2 separate regions of the Mus musculus genome follow, and region 2 is linked to region 1. A link is a loop called in an ENCODE intact Hi-C map of the cell type or tissue named here. Cell type or tissue: gastrocnemius. All regions are shown on one strand.

Region 1 (8,000 bases):
CTGAGACACCGAGAGGACCACAGACGCATCTGAGGACATTAGCAAGATTGGGCACTTTTTGGAGCAAAAGATGCTGGGTCCAGAAACCCCTGTTCACTCTCTGGTACCAGGCTGCTCCATGGGTCCTATTAGTATAACCAGGCTGTAGGTTCAAGCCAAGCAGACTCTCGAACAGGTCTGCAATTTGACAATACGTTAGAGTTGTAAAGATGCATACCCTGAGCCTAGAGGTGTGATGTTGGACAGTCTATGCAGGAAGGTGAGGCACAGGGATAGAATTCCTGAAAGCTGTGTACAGGTAGAGTGTGGGCTGACTTTGTCATAGCAGGCCCTTGAGAGCGGCCCTTAGGTGCTGCTAATACCTTTTCTCAATATGTCCTTGAGAAAGTAGAAGCACTGATTTATTTTATTTTATTTTTTGTTGATTTTTATTTACTTTCCATCTCGGTTGCAGCTTCCCCTCCCTCCTTTCCTTCCAGTCCCTCCCTCTCAGCTCATCCCCAACCCACACCCATCCACCCCTCCTCCCCTTTCTCCTCAGAAAACAGGAGGCCTCCCGTGGATATCAACCGGTCTTAGCACACCAAGCTGCAGGCTTATCTTCTTCTTGATCTTAGCCATTCTGAAGGAGCTGGAATTTCAGAGTTGTTTTGATTTGCATTTCCCTGATGACTAAGGATGTTGAAAATTTCTCTCTCTCTCTCTCTCTCTCTCTCTCTCTCTCTCTCTCTCTCTCTCTCTCTCTCCTTCCTTCCCTTCCTTCCTTCCTTCCTTCCTTCCTTCCTTCCTTCCTTTCTTTCTTTCTTTCTTTCTTTCTTTCTTTCTTTCTTTCTTTCTTTCTTTCTTTCTTTCTTTCTCTTTTTTCAAGACAGGGTTTCTCTGTGTAGCCCTGGCTGTCCTGGAACTCACTCTGTAGACCAGGCTGGCCTTGAACTCAGAAATCTGCCTGCCTCTGCCTCCCAAGTGCTGGGATTAAAGGCATGGGTCACCACTGCCTGGCTAAACATTTCTTTAAGTGCTTCTTGGCCATTAGAGATTCCTCTGTCTAGATTTATGTATAGATCTGTACCCCACTTTTTAATTGGGTTATTTTGTTTGTTGACATCTCACTTTTTGAGTTTTTGTATATATTTTGGATGTCAGCCTTCTGTTGGATGTGGGGTTGGTGAAGATCTATGCCCATTTTGTAGCCTGTCATTTTGTCCTTTTGACAGTGTCCTTTGCCTTACAGAACTTTTCCATTTCATGAGGTCCCATTTTTATTTTTTAAAGGATTTTACTTGCCGGGCAGTGGTGGCACACACCTTTGATTCCAGTACTTGGAAGGCAGAGGCAGGCGAATTTCTGAGTTTGAGGCCAGCCTGGTCTACAGAGTGAGTTCCAGGACAGCCAGGGCTATACAGAGAAACTATGTCTCAAAAAACAAAACAAAAAAACAAAAAGAGAAAAAAAATTTTACTTATTTATTTATTTGATATATATGATGAGTACACTGTAGCTGACTTCAGACACACCAGAAGAGGGTATCAGATCCCATTACAGATGGTTGTGAGCCACAATGTGGTCGCTGGGAATTGAACTCAGGACCTCTGGAAGAACGGTCAGTGCTCTTAACCTCTGAGCCATCTCTCCAGGCCAAGGTACCACTTATTAATTGTTGATCTTAGTGCCTGGAATGTTGGTGTTCTATTCAGGAAGTTGTCTCCTGTGTCAATACACTTAAGGTTATTTCCCACTTTCTCTTCTATCAGAATTAGTGTATCCGGTTTTATGTTGAGGTCTTTGATCCACTTGGACTTGAGTGTTGCGCAGGGTGATAGATGTGGATCTATTTGTAACTGTCTACTTGCAGACATCCTGTTAGACCAGCAGTGTTTGTTGAAGACGCTTCCCCCCCCCCCCTTGTATGGTTTTGGCTTGGCAAAAATCAAGTGTCCACCGGTGTGTGGATTCACTGCATGTTCAATTCCATTGATCAACCTGTCAGTTCCTTTACTAATACTGTGTAGTTTTTATTACTATTGCTCTGTAGTACACCTTCAGATCAGGGATGGTGATAACTCCAAAAGTTATGTTATTGTACAGGATTGTTTTAGCTATCCTGTTTTTTTTTTTATTTTTCCATATGAAGTGAAGTTGAGTATTGTTCTTTCAAGAACTGTAAAGAATTATGGGTTTTTTTTTGTATTTTTTTTTTTTTTTTGAGACAAGGTTTCACCATGTAATAGCCTTGCTGTCCTGGAACTCACTTTGAGGAAAAGGTCCTCGAACTCACAGAGATCTGCCCATCTCTGCCTCCCAAGTATTGGGATTGAAAGTGTTTGCCACCATGCCCAGCTGGTTTTGTTTGTTTTTTGTTTTTGTTTTGTTTGTTTTTGTTTTTGTTTTTCAAGACAGGGTTTTTCTGTGTAGCCCTGGCTGTCCTGGAACTCACTTTGTAGACCAGGCTGGCCTCAAACTCAGAAATCCACCTGCCTCTGCCTCCCAAGTGCTGGAATCAAAGGTGTGCGCCACCACTGCCCGGCTTTGTTTTTTAATTTAACTTTTTGTTGATTCTTTGTGAATTTCACATCACCCACCCCAATCCCACTCATCTCCCCACTACCTTTTGCCCTTGAAACCTCCAGCCCAAAGTGGGTAAATCTTGTTGTCAAAGCTGTAATGTGTGACTGTGTCCCACAGTATACTCTTTTGTTTATACTTTTTTACTTGGAGATGTTCACTGAAATGAGTCATTGGTCCCGTTGGAGGCTTCTGGCTCCTGCTATGCTATAAATACTGAATCCCCTGAGAGGGACTCCTCTTGGAAATTCTGTTGTGGCTCTGTGTCTTGGAGACCCTGCATCTTTATCTGTAGGACCAGCCCCTTCACACGCTCCGGCAGTTCATGGATGGGGGAGATGCTGGCATGGGCCAACTCAAAGCCCTAGATCTGGGCTTGGGTGGTAGCTGAGCTGGTCCACCCTCCATCTCTCCTGTACCCACAGCACAAGGCGAGTTCTCCAGCACTGCCCGGGCTAGCTCACCTAATGCCACAGCCAGCAAGGACAGTCAGCTCTCCTGGTCTCATGCTCTCCAGCAGAGCCAGCTCTCTTGCGGTGTGCAGGCAAGGGGCAGGGCCTGTTCTCCCAAATGCTGCAGTAGATGAGGCACAAGGCTAGTTCTCTAGCTCCCATGACCTTGGGGCCAACTCTCCCGCCTGCCATAGGTGGGAAGGGTCAAAGGGTGGCATCTTCCCCTTGCCCATGCCACCACATGTCAGACAAGTGGCAGGGCTCCCATGCTCACACCCTCTGGGCTTGCTCACCTGCGACCCACCCCCACTCCAGGGTCAGCTGTACTGCAGTGCTCAGGAGAGGTGCAGGGGTCTGATCTCTGGAGTGTTGTAGCTAGTGAGGGCAGAGCCAGCTCTCCCTCTCTCATGAGTCCAGAGCCATTTCTCCTGCCTGCTGTAACTTTCAAAGGATGAGGTAGAGGTGGGGGACACCTTACCCTCACCCACTAAGTACTTTTTTTTTTTTAAAATAATAGACACTGTAATAAAGCAAACAAATATTGAATACTTGATGCAGCTGGAGTTGGTGTCCTCTGGTGGCCCTGGAAAGTCCACTCCTGAGTCTACGGACCCAGAAGTGTGGCCAGCTACTGGTGTGTTGTCTTCATTGGTGTGGTTTACCTCAAGGCTGGTGGCATCTGTCCCTAGGACAGGGCGTTGGAAACTTTGAGGAAATTTCTGTTGCTTCTATGAAAACCCTGCCTTCCCTTGCAAGGCTATGGTCAGAGGCCACACTCCTGTGTGTCCGTTCACCCTCCAGGCTCTGGATGGGAGTGGGGTTGGACAGTACACAGTTCTGCTGGGAAGGACATTATTAAGAGGTCCAGTGAGCAAGTGCTGGCTCTGTCCCCACAAGACGTCTGCTCCTCTGGGACCCAGAGGATAGGCCCAGCCTGGAGCCAGAGCTACCTGCCCAGGGGTCACAGGAGCTTCTCAGGAGGAGTCATCCATGAGCCAGGCCCTGTAGGTCTGCTCTCAGGAGCCATTATTGGCCTGCCTGTGTTCTTGCCATTCTAACTGGGCAAGCTTTTAGCTTCCTCAACCTGACACAGCAGACATAGGACACAGGTCTGAGGAGACAGATGGCACACAGCTAGGAACCTGGTGTTCTCATACCCCGGCCACCATGCTGGGGGGCGGGACATGGTTGCTGAGGAGTCTTGGAAACTCACGGCCACTGGCCAGAGGAACCACACCTAGTTTGGGCTTTGAGATGGAGACATACAGTCCAGAGACACCATGGGCAAAGGAGTAAGGATAATGGGCTTGGAGGACCCTGGAAACACTGCAGCACCTTCTGAGGCAGGCAGAGGGAGCTCGGCCTCCAACAAGGTCTCTCTGTTACTGAAACCTGCTTTATGCCATAGACATTAACTCAACTCTCCTGCTGTGCATGATGGGAAACCGAAGGTTACTTTTCCATTTCATTTTTATTTTAGGTACGTGAGTATTTTGACTACAGGCATACCACACGTAATGCAATGCCCGCAGGGGCCAGAAGAGGGTGGCAGAGTTCAATGGTTATGAGCTACCATGAGGATATTTGGGAACTGAACCAGAGTCCTCTAAAGAAATGGCAAGTACTTTTAGCTATGGCACCATCTTCCCAGCCTAAAACAGAGATTTAGGAAGAACTGTCTCCTACACGCATCAGAAAGTCCGCACCAGGACTCCACGGCTAAGGCTCTGCCTGGAACACCTCAGTGGTTCTGAGAGCACACACATTATTCCCTGTCCCACCTCAGAGTCCAGGAAGGGCACCAGATATGCTATGTCCCCACACTTCCCTCTCTTCTGCAGGTAGCGGCCATGGCAACGTCCCAAGGTTGGGGACATTGGGCATACTCTTTATTGGTGTTTCCAAGGGCTAGGGTTGTGGGAGTCATGATGGTTCAAGAGACAGCAGAGGAAAGGCATCTTCCAGCATTACAAAAAAAAAAAAGTTCGTGGGGAGGCTCCTGTGTCCGGGTGGATGGTGCAATGTGCATGTCTCAGCCAAACACGCTCTTGGCTGGTCCCTCTTTGGGCTTCTCAAAGACTGTCTCGGTGCCTGTGCGGTTGCGGCTGAATACAGATGGGGCAGCTGAGCCGGCTTGCTCTGGAGGCAAGAGATGGAGGAGGTGACATCAGGGACCTAAACTGGTCTTCTCAGAGGCAGGGCTCCCTATGCTGTGTGCAGCCCCTCCTATGCCCAGAGACCCTCAACACCTCTTAGCTACCACCGGGGGATGCTTGTGTCTCCAATTCTACCACATGCCCGGGGGACACTCACCGTAGTCCCGCATGACCTGGTATGTCTTAGACTTGATGTCCTGGTTCTTGGCCAGGGTCCCTCGGGCCCCCTTCAGGTCTTCTTCCTTCACAGGGGGCCGCTTCTTCTTGATGGGGCCTTCAGGAGTGCCAGCCTTGGAAAAGTCGAGAGCCTTACAATTCAATGCCTTGAGATGAAGACCCCCCAACTTTGGCGGGGGCTCCTCCTTCCCAGGCTTCCGAATTAAGCCGATTCAAAGCTCACTCCTCTCCCAACTGCAAGTTCCCCGCCACCTCCCTGCCTTCTTAGCCTGACTTGGACATCTGACCTTTCCCCACAGACAGGGAGGGAACTCCTGGGGGTGGTGACCACTGCATCCTCACACTGGCCTGTTTGTCAGGCCGAGTTCAGGACTGGACACAAGGGCGGAGAGCAAAAAGATGAACTCTAAGACTGAGGAGCCCTTGGTAATCTCAGGAATTCTAAGATCTGTTCACAGAGGTGGTGAAGTCCGTAAGACTGCCCCTCCCCCCTTTCCCTAAAACAAAACCACTGATGTTTACTGTGTTTGGGGAGGGATCGGGGTAGACAGCCATGGAGAAAGGAGCAAGGATGACCTTGTTGTTCTTGCCCAGTAGAGCCGGGAAAGCCAGATTTAGTGCTCACCCTTCTCTACCACCCGGGCGGGCGCCTGTGAGGCTGACACCTGATTCCTTCTTAAGCCCTGCAGGCAGGTGCAAGGATTCCCTCACTCAGCCTGGGCTGAGCTCCCAGGGAAACGCAGGCCTGCAGACACACCCTCACAGGGAGACAGACAGATCTATAGGTACAGTCTCCGCCCCTCATCCTTCCTCCAGATTACAAATGTGTACACATCAGGACACACTAAGCCAGCAAGGCTAGCTCCCTCATCTCCATACAAAGGCGCACAGTTCTATATAGGCACTCCCCACCTCCAACCCCTCACACGCCTGAAGTGTCAAGGCCTTTCACCAGAGCCTGGTGAGACCCAGGGTGTCCAGAGGCCAGCCTGGAAGGGCCACGGTGCTTCTGTTTAGCTTTGGCTTTTACTTCAGAGCAGGCACTACTACTTAGTGTCCAGCCTTGCCCTCGCAACTTCCTTGGCACCAACTAGTCCCTTCTGGGCCTCCTTACCTCGGACATGTTGGATGCCAAGCAAGCTCGCTGTTGGTAGCTCTCTGGCAGGCAGTAGCCACAGGAAAGGATCTGCGTGAGGCCCAACCCTTGGGAACTTATATAGTCTGCTTGTGCGTCCTGGGTAGTCACTCCCCTCCTTTGGAAGCTCTCAGATGATTCAGATCCACGCAGCGACTAGCTGGAGTTTATTCTTGGCGATGATGGGCAGCTGCCCTGGTGAGAGGAGATGGCCGCGGGGACCCCGCATCTCTGGGGACAGCTGCTTACTCGACGGTGGGAGGTGTTGGCACTGTTGTTCACAGACTGTGTTTATGAATGTGAACCCTGGAATGTGTGAGACAGCCTGCCCAGGCTGACTGCAAGAACCCATCCCAGTGGCAGGGGTGGGAGGGGAAGTCTCTGAGGAGAGGGAGGGCCCTGAACAAGGGTGGATGCTCTGAGTTTGTTTAGCTTTCTCTTCTACTCCTGGATTCCACTGGAAATAGATTTTCCATCCCAGCACATTAGCAGGGGAGAAACTTCCTTTCTGTTGCTTGGAAACACTTCCTCATGGTGAGCACAGCCAACTCAGAGTGAGTAGCCAGGAAGGCCGAGACCCTGTGGAGCTGCCATATCACAGTCTTGTTGGTGTCCTGGTCCTCTAGCCAGCCCTGGGACAAGTTTAATAAAGAGACAAAGCAAGGTACAGTATAGGCCCGGAGGAGACCATGCTTGCTAGTAAAGGCCTATAGAGGGCTTCTGTCTAAGATGGACACTTGGAAGCTGGCTGGCAGGACTTTAGAGGGCTGGGGTGAATGCCACTTCAGCTATTAAGCTGTAGTAAAGAGTAGAGCTCCCTTGGAAAATCATTTAGCACCCACCACTAACTTCATCTTTGCATGGAAAGATCACTGGTGGCAATGCAGGGACCCTAAGCCTGAGGTGGGCTGTGGTAGATGTGGGTTGGAGGTTTGTCTTAGACTTCTCTCCACTCCCTCCCGTCTACAATGGACATTGTGTTTATCCCTGAAGGCACCAGGCAGATGAAATTCAACCAGGCACTAACAGTCATCCTAAATGTCATTCCATAGCTGTTGTGCCTCGAACTCTATCCCATTCTTGGTTCTGGGCCTGGCTCCCAGTAGGTCAGTGTGTGCACCATCAGGTCTATACGCAGGGACCTGAGCAATACCCATGATTCCAAGGGGAGGCCAGGCCATGCCTTGTGAGGAGTACCCACAGCTGGCTGACTAGGACAAGGATAAGGGATGCCCAGCTCTCACGACCCAGGAGGAAAAGCGGGTTAGGCTCATCAGGATGATGGCTAGACCACGCTAGGCTCCTTTCATCGCAGACTCTGAGCCCACTGCAGCCAAGCCATCAGGTTTATTAACCCGTTGAGTTGGTTGTGAGTTACAGGGCACAGGGCACACAACCAACGACCACAAAAGTGCTGGGTTTTTTCCTCCTTTTTCTTCTTTTATATAATAAGATGTGAAAATTTACTGTAAACCAGTTTACAATGGAAGTACACCATCTTCTCTTTCATCTAAAAAA
Region 2 (8,000 bases), 180 kb after region 1:
TAAATGACAGAATAGAGACTTAAAAGCCACCCACCTGTGATCCACCCACCCACTGAGCCCTGGGCAGTCTCCATTGCGACCTCAAGAGCTACAGCAAACAGAAAGCCTGTCCATCCCCCTCCCGTACCCCACCCCACCCTCCACCCCCGCATGCCTCTCTGGTCACATTCTCCCAGGTAAGTCCTTCTGTGATCACCATAAAGTGAGCTCAAGACCTCCCAATAGGCTATGTCAGTCTTCAGTTGTTTGTCCTTTATTTTCCTGGAGGCCTTCCTTGGTGGCTACTAGACAGGAAGTCCAGGGAATTCTGTGAATGGGCAGGAGGACGCTGGGAGAATTAATACAATTGCAAAAGATTGAACGATGTGGCCTTGGCGGTGGTGGCGCATGCCTTTAATCCCAGCACTTGGGAGGCAGAGGCAGGCGGATTTCTGAGTTCGAGGCCAGCCTGGTCTACAAAGTGAATTCCAGGACAGCCAGGGCTATACAGAGAAACCCTGTCTTGAAAAACAAAAGCAAAAAAAAAAAAAAAAAAAAAAAAAAATTGAACGATATGCTACTGTTTGTCAGGAGCACTTTTTAATATTTTACATATTTATTTTGAGACAGGGTCTCAAATGTACCTCTGGCTACTTTAGAACTTGCTATGTAGACCAAATTGACCTCAAATTCACAGAGATCTACCGGCCTCTGCCGCCCAAGTACTGGTATTAAAGGTATAGACCACCACACCTGGCTAGAAGTATATTTTTAAAAACTTCTAAGTGGGCCAGGTATTGTATATATGCCTTCAATACCAACACTGGGGAAACAAAGGCAGAACTCTTGAGTTCTAGGCCAGCCAAGGTTACATAGTGAGGGCCTGCCTCAGAATTACAAAACCAAACCAAACCAAACCAAACAAACAATAATAACAAAACCTTGTAATTAATAGAAAAAGTCACATTAAAAGGCATCATTTTGAGAAAATGTCACATCACCATGAGAGGTGCAAGAAGTCCCACACAGGTTCTTTAGAGTATGATGTGGTAAGTGCCACACAGCTCAGCAATTCTACCCCCGCCCCAGTACCTCAGTAGACAGTGTCAGGGAGAGACCTGCATGGGGTGGGGCCGGGGGCAGGAGAGGCTGGAGGGGCGGGAAGGAGCAATGTCCACAGCCAGTCTGTAACAGCACTCCATTGGAAAGAGCATAGATGTCCAGAAACAGGGACCAGACTAACTGTGCCCATTGTCCAGATGCGGAAGTGATATGTCAATTATAAGGAGTGAAGAGGAGGGGAAAGGAAATGGATTGTTTAGGGGAGCTGTGTCTACGGAGAAAGAGCATACTCCATGAGGCATGCAAGAGTTCCGTAGACTTCTGGAAACACTCTAGCTCTGAGATATGAGGTTGGAAGCCAGTCCCCCTCACCTCTCCACCCACCTAACCATGCTCAGCAGGAAGAAAGGAGAAAATAAGTTCTGAACATCGAAGCTTAAAGGGATCTTTTCATTTTTAGATAGTGTCTCGATCTAGTCCAGCTAGCTTAGAACTCATTACGTGGATCAGGCTACCCCTGAATTTGCAACAATCTTCTTGCTGAAGCTTCCTGAGTCCTGGGATTGCTGGCAAGAATCGTCATGCTTGACAGACTGTGTTTGTTTTTTATTTCTTTCTTTCATTCATTTGTGTGTGCAGAGGTCAGAGGACAACTACAGGAGCTATTTCTTTCCTCTCCCACGAGGATCCTATGATCAACTCAGGCTGCCCTCGAAGCTCAGTGGCAAGTGTGGTTATTGCTAATTATCTTGCTGGCCAGAGGTTTAATGGTTTTGTTGTTGTTGTTGTCTCTCCCCCAAACCCCCCACATCACCCCCTGCCCCAGATAGAGTTTCTCTGTGTAGCTCTGGCTATCCTGGAACTCCCTCTGTAGACCAGGCTGGCCTCTGCCTCCCAAGTGCTGGGATTAAAGGCTACCACCTGAGGTTTAAGGAATTAATTTTGAATAGCAAAATGAACGGACAGAGATAGAAAGTCAGGGGTCTCATGATGTCACTGGCTTTGCTGCCCTGGAGGGGGGGGGTCTTCTGCAGAGGGGGCATGACCTCAGGAAGATAAATTAAACTTCTTTCACCTAATATTTAATAAACCGTTTATATGCCCTTTTGTATTTCTTAATTCCTTTCATTACTGTGTATCTGTTGGTGGGGGAGGGTGGAGAGGGCTCATGCTGCCCTGTGCTTGTAGAGGAAAAGGGACAAACCTATACAGTTCAGTTCTCTCCTTCCACCTTTAGGAGCATTCTGGTAGTCGGGCTTTTTCCACAAGTGCTTTCTGGCTGAGCCCTAAATCTTGCCAGTCCTAAATGAGTTATACGTTTTAGACACACAAACCACCAAAACTCATTCTTTGAAATACAATAACTTGCTTTATAGTATTAGTATCCTGCTCTCTTTATAGGGGGCAGGGAGAACCAAACTGCTTACCTTTCTGAGTTCTGAGCCTGTGGAGACAAAGGAGTACTTTGATTTAATTTCATTGCATTGTTTTCTGTTTGTTTTTTTGTTTTCTCTTCAGACAGAGCCTTGCTATGAAGCCCAGACTTGCCCTTGAAGTCCTTTGTAGCCTGGGATGGCCTTGAACTTGAGGTTTTTCTACCTTTGGAATACTGAATTTACAAGCATTGGTCATCACCAATCTACCGAGCTTTGGGGTTTGGGTTGTGATGGTGTTGTGCTACCCAGGCAAGCCTCGTACTCTGCTCAGGCAATCCTCCTCCCTCTCCAAAAGTGGGAGCACAACTGTGTGCACTGACTGGGACACAGATGTGTGCACTGGCTGGGACACAGATGTGTGCACTGGCTGGAACACAGGTGTGTGCACTGGCTGGGACACAGATGTTACACTGGCTGGGAACACAGATGTGTGCACTGGCTGGCTTGTGTTACTTTTTTCCTTTTCATTTATTCACTTGTTTGTGGTTTGTTTGGAGACATGGTCTTTCTATGTAACCCGGCTGTTCCTCACTGTAAACCAGGCTGCTTTTAACTTCACAGAGACCCATCTTGCCTCTGCCTCCTGAGTACTAGGATTAAAATTTGGCTTGCATTATATTCTATTTGTTTGTTTTGAGACAGGGTCTCACTATGTAGCCTTGCCTGGCCTAGAACTCCCGATATAGAACAGGTTGGCCTCTAATCCATAGAGCCTCCTGCCTCTGCCTTTCAAATGCTGGCACTGGAAGCATGTATCACCATACCCAGCCCTTGTTTTTTTTTTTTTTTTTTTTTTACTTATTCACGCTATATTCCGCTCAGTGACCCCCCCTCTTGGTCACCCCCTTCCACAATCCTTCCCCTAATCTCCTCTCCCCTTCTCTTTTGAGTGGGTGCCCCCCCGCCCTGGTATCCCTCCTATCCTGGCATTTCAAGTCTCTTCCTCTCCCACTGAGGCCAGACAAGGCAGCCCAGCTAGAAGAACATAGCCAGCCTACAGGCAACAGCTTTTGGGATAGCCCCCATTTCAGCTGTTAGGACAAATAGTGAGGTTGAACTGACGTTTCTGGTGTCATTAAAAACTCAGCGACTGGGATGAAGAAATAGCTCAGGAGTTAAGATCAATGGCTCCACAGAACATGGTGGCATCTGCCTTCTAAGATAGTCAGAGATATATATTAGAGAGACCCAGTCTCATTTTAAAAAATTTTTAAAAAGGACAGCTGCTCTTTCAAAGAACCAGGTTCAAGTCTCAGGACCCACAGAGTAGCTCACGACCACCTGCAATCCCAGGAGGAGGCAATGCCCTCTTCTTACCTCCTCAGACACCAGACATGCATGTGGTACACAGGCACATATACAGGCGAAACACCCAAATAAAATTTAAGTTAAGAAATTAAGGAACAGGTGCACACCTTTAATTCCAGCACTTGGGAGGTAGAGGCAGGCGGATTTCTTCGAGGCCAGGCCAGCCTGGTCTACAGAGTGAGTTCCAGGACAGCCAGGGCTACACAGAGAAACCCTGTCTCAAAAAAACAAAAACAAAAACAAAAAATGAGAAAAAACAAACAAGCAAACAAACAAAAAAAGAAACTAAGGAACTTCTTTCTCTGGAAGACACTATATGGCAGACTACCCTAGCACAGGCAGATGTCTTGTGGGGGTCAGGCTAGAGAGACCAAGGAAGCTGGTGGAGCCTTGGCAGTGTGGCTCTGGTCACAGCGACTATACAGGGGAAGGCAGAATGCAAGGCCCCCATACCAGCCTGGGCTTAGTTCTCATTAACTATGCTGTTCACTGTTCATGGGCACTGTGGGGCCTCCTTCTTAGTAGCCTGAGACTCTGTGACCCAACCTAGGACCACTTAGGGCCTCTAACTGGTAGTCACCTCTAGAAACAGTGTCCTCGGGACTCAAGGGTGCTCACAGACCAGGATCCCTGGGTCACATTTCTTGGGACTCTGCTCTTGTGGCATGAGCTTGGGTACCAGGCACTAGAGCGAGCAGAGGGATCTTGGGATCCTTGAGAGGCGAGGCCCAGCAATGCAGCCGCTAGGGGGCAGGACTCTCCCATGTGTTCCCTCTGAAAGCTGGCAGCAGAGGAGCAACCACAGGGAGACTGCCCTCGGGGTCCAGCAGAGGTTATAATGTTAGCCAGAAGTCCATGTGGACCCTGAGCCTCAAAAAAACAAGCAAACCAAAACAAAAACCTTCTCTGAGGCCACGGTGAGGTGGCGGGGGGTGGGGGGTGCGGTTAAGGTACAAGCCTGACAGGAAGGATACCCACGTAAGCTGGAGAACCCGACCTGGACTTGACACAAGCGTGCTTTGCCTATGGGCTCTCCATCTCGAAAGCAGAAACACAAGTGGGGATGGGAGGTGGGCTGGGGAGCACGGTGCAGGTCTCAGTTCTCTAGGAAGAGACCCTGGGCCTCTGAGACTTGGACCCCAGGAGCAAATGTGAACCAAGTAGAACAGTCAGGCTTTCCTTGCCTTTACCAAGCTGCTTGCTAGGCTGGGGTTGAGGGTCAGGAAAGCATCCAGGAAGCTCCCGGACCCTCTGTGCCTCTCTCAACCGTCCTGTCTCTCAGCTTCAGCCCCGGAGAACAGAGAAGAAGAGCCTCCGTTCTGGTCACGTGAAGAAGACTCCTTAGAAAGGCGAGTGTGGGCCTGGCCTGCCCTGGGGCCTCTGGGGTAGGCTGTAGATGTTCAGTGCAGCCTAGGTCCTCTAGACAGCAGAGGATTCACTGTCCCTGGCTCTGATGCACAGGAAGCCACGGGAGTCCCTGTACAACACTAACGGCCCCAAGGGGTCTCTGTCCCTGTAGGGAACGGCCTGTCCCAGGAAGCTTAATGTCTCCAAGCTCTGACAAGGCATCAGAGCTCCAGCTCTGTACCTGTCTCGTGTGTACACTTCCCTATTCCAATTAGCACTAATTGGACAAGCAGAAAAGACCACAGACCACGCAGCAAAAGCAACAGGGTCTGCTGGATCTCATGCAGCCAGTGTCGTTTATTTTAGGGGCCACATGAAATAGGCTTTGGGGGATGGGCCCTCAGGTGTCTGTGTCTCTGAAGGAGATGAAATAATGGGGTCACATCTGCCAAGGACCCCTGTGAGCCTCCTAGAAGATGGGAGTCATTGCAGGACAGTGGATGCAGATGAGGACCAAACAGCCCTTTTCTCAGCCTGACATTTACGGCTTTTTGAACTCAGCCTACCAGATTCCTCTCCCCAAATCTGGACAGTCTCATTTCTTTTGTTCCCACTCCTTACTACCCAAGTCAACCATTCATACCTCCATGTTTTAGGTGTCCTTGGGAGTCCCTTCTTGAGTACCCCCTAGGGACCACGGAGATGGACATGCCAGACTTGGCTGGCTGGGAGCCCTCAGAGGCTTGCTGAGTGGCTAGGCCCTTGTTCTAAGGGCCCAAGAGCACAGATTGGTCAGAAGAGAACAGAGATATAAGGAGTGAGGCTGGGGAACAGAGAAGGCTTAACTACTTCCCCACTTGAGCAGCCCTCTCCTCCTCTGCCTACTGCTATCTAGGCCAAGGCAATCAATCCCCAGCTGGCCCTTTCGTGCTTGGTGGAAAGGAAGGGGCCAGGTAATCAGGCTACGTGCTTGGAAATGGAGGCCTCAGCTGCTGGCACTCCAGGTGAGGCTGTAGGTTCTCTGATCCTTCAGACTAGGCTCGGGTGATGAGCCAAGTGGTGCCCATATACCAGGCAACAGGTGGAAGCTGAACACTAGAATCAAAAGGCTCCAAATGTGAGCTCTCTGGGGCGGGGCTAGCCCTCAGGAGAAGGGTACAGCCTGAGACATCTAGTCGTTAAGGATGGCAAGTATTCCCTGAATAAAGGGTTGCCTTTGGAACGCGGTATACCTGGGCAATCTGGGCCCTTCGTCTCAGAGCGAAGGGCAGAGGCAGCCTGGCTTATTTGTTCTACACCGACAGCTCAGACACCCTGAGCTGTGGTAGTGGGAAGAATGCTTTCTATTCTTCGCAACAATCTCTAACAAGGAGATAGAGGCTTGGCTCTGCACACCCCACCCCCCTTAGAGACCAACCTGGTCCTGGGCAATTTGGTGTTGCCATGACAACCACACACTTCTTAGCCTTACTTAGCCGACTGAATTCGAGTTACAGATTAAATCCTGGTGAGTTGTCTTCAGACACACGAAAAAAATCTGTGTGTCCCCCCATGTCATCCATGCCTCTGATACATGCCCCCTGTCTCTTGCTGTCTGAGGCAAGGAAGATGCATCTGTATACTCTCTCTCCCTATGCTCCTAGGGTAGACATAAACGCAAAGCTCACTTGCGATATGGCCGCGGAAACACGTGCTTGGCAGTACTGTACACGGTGGCTAAGCTAAGTAGGCCTTGTAACTGAATGATGGTCCTTAGATCTCTCTGTTTAGGATGTGCCCTTAAGGACTTGGTTCACCAAGTCTGGGACTTGCCTATGTGTGAACTAGCACTCTTGTATGACTGGGACCTTGGACCTAGGGCTTCTAGCCTGAACCTTTATATGTTCCCCCAAATTAACTTCAGCCTCCTTTGACTGGGTATAGAGAAGAATCGCCCACGTTGGCAATGGGCTTAGCCCTGCTGGATAGGTAACAAAGAGCAGCCCTGTCTGCAACAAGCGTGGTGCAGGTGACCCTAGAGAGATGCCTCAGCCTGGCAGTCAGGTAGGGATAGTTTATCCTGGCAGTCAGGTAGGGATAGTTTAGCATGTTAACATAAAGCAGCTAGGTGGTGGTTTTAGAAAAGCACAGATCTTCCTGTCAAGCCAAACTGAAGGTCTGGCTTGCTCTCAGTCTGAGATAGAAAATAGGTTTGGAGGGATTCACCACAACTAGTCCCTTAGGATGGACACGAAACCTGCCCCTGACCTCTACCGTGAAGGTCAGAAGCCCCTGCTCTGTGTTGTAGGGATTACATGTGAAACGTCCTATTCATGAGGCTACGGCATCCCTTGGTCAGAGGCAGCCCATGACCATAACTGTATCTCTTAGTTAGCTCTACACTTCTGCTCCATCTTTCTACTCTTCGGAGCCTTAGCTTCCCAGTAATCCCAGCATTCAGAAAACAAAGACAGGGGGTCCCCAGGGAAAACTGGCTGGCTAGAGTAACTGAACTGAGTCTGTGAGCTCCAGGCTCAGTGAGAGACCTCAGTAAAGAGGGCAATGGAGGGAAGATGCCTCAGCTCAACTGGCCTCTGCATATCCATATACACACACCTACACAAACACATCCATATACATGTGAACACACACATGGGCATGTATACATACCATAGGCACAGGTAATAACGCAATACACAATATCAAGAGATAACATCACTTATCATCAAAAAGCACAGCACGTAGACACATTCAGACTCCATGGTGAGCACTACACTGATCTAGCACTCCTACTTGAATGTGGCTGTGTCCAGGCTCTGGTCTTGAAGTACACAGGCCCACTAGCTCTCAACTCCCCATCCCACCACTGAGGGACTGCTCAACTCTGAC

What was found. Peaks named below come from ENCODE experiments on the same cell type or tissue, not always from the same donor. Only the 100,000 strongest peaks of a DNase experiment are listed, where the experiment ranks them.
Region 2: a loop joins it to region 1, with 3 times the contacts of the local background. A loop is called at or near these places in 5 of 42 quality-filtered maps.

The regions. Positions count from the first base shown.
Region 1 is chr14:30,878,077-30,886,076 of GRCm38, reverse strand. Mustn1 (musculoskeletal, embryonic nuclear protein 1) reads right to left here and starts at 6,820. Exons shown (of 3, transcript NM_181390.3): 1 at 6,462-6,820; 2 at 5,328-5,460; 3 at 4,467-5,153. The coding sequence starts at 6,470. The coding sequence ends at 5,047. In gastrocnemius, CTCF peaks have their summits at 4,331 and 4,535 (motif pointing right); DNase peaks (open chromatin) are centred at 4,137, 4,546 and 6,674; H3K4me3 peaks cover 3,473 bases; H3K27ac peaks cover 5,530 bases.
Region 2 is chr14:30,696,405-30,704,404 of GRCm38, reverse strand. No RefSeq gene overlaps it. Among named protein-coding and RNA genes, the nearest start is that of Sfmbt1, 15 kb to the left of the region's middle. In gastrocnemius, a CTCF peak has its summit at 4,525 (motif pointing right); a DNase peak (open chromatin) is centred at 4,549.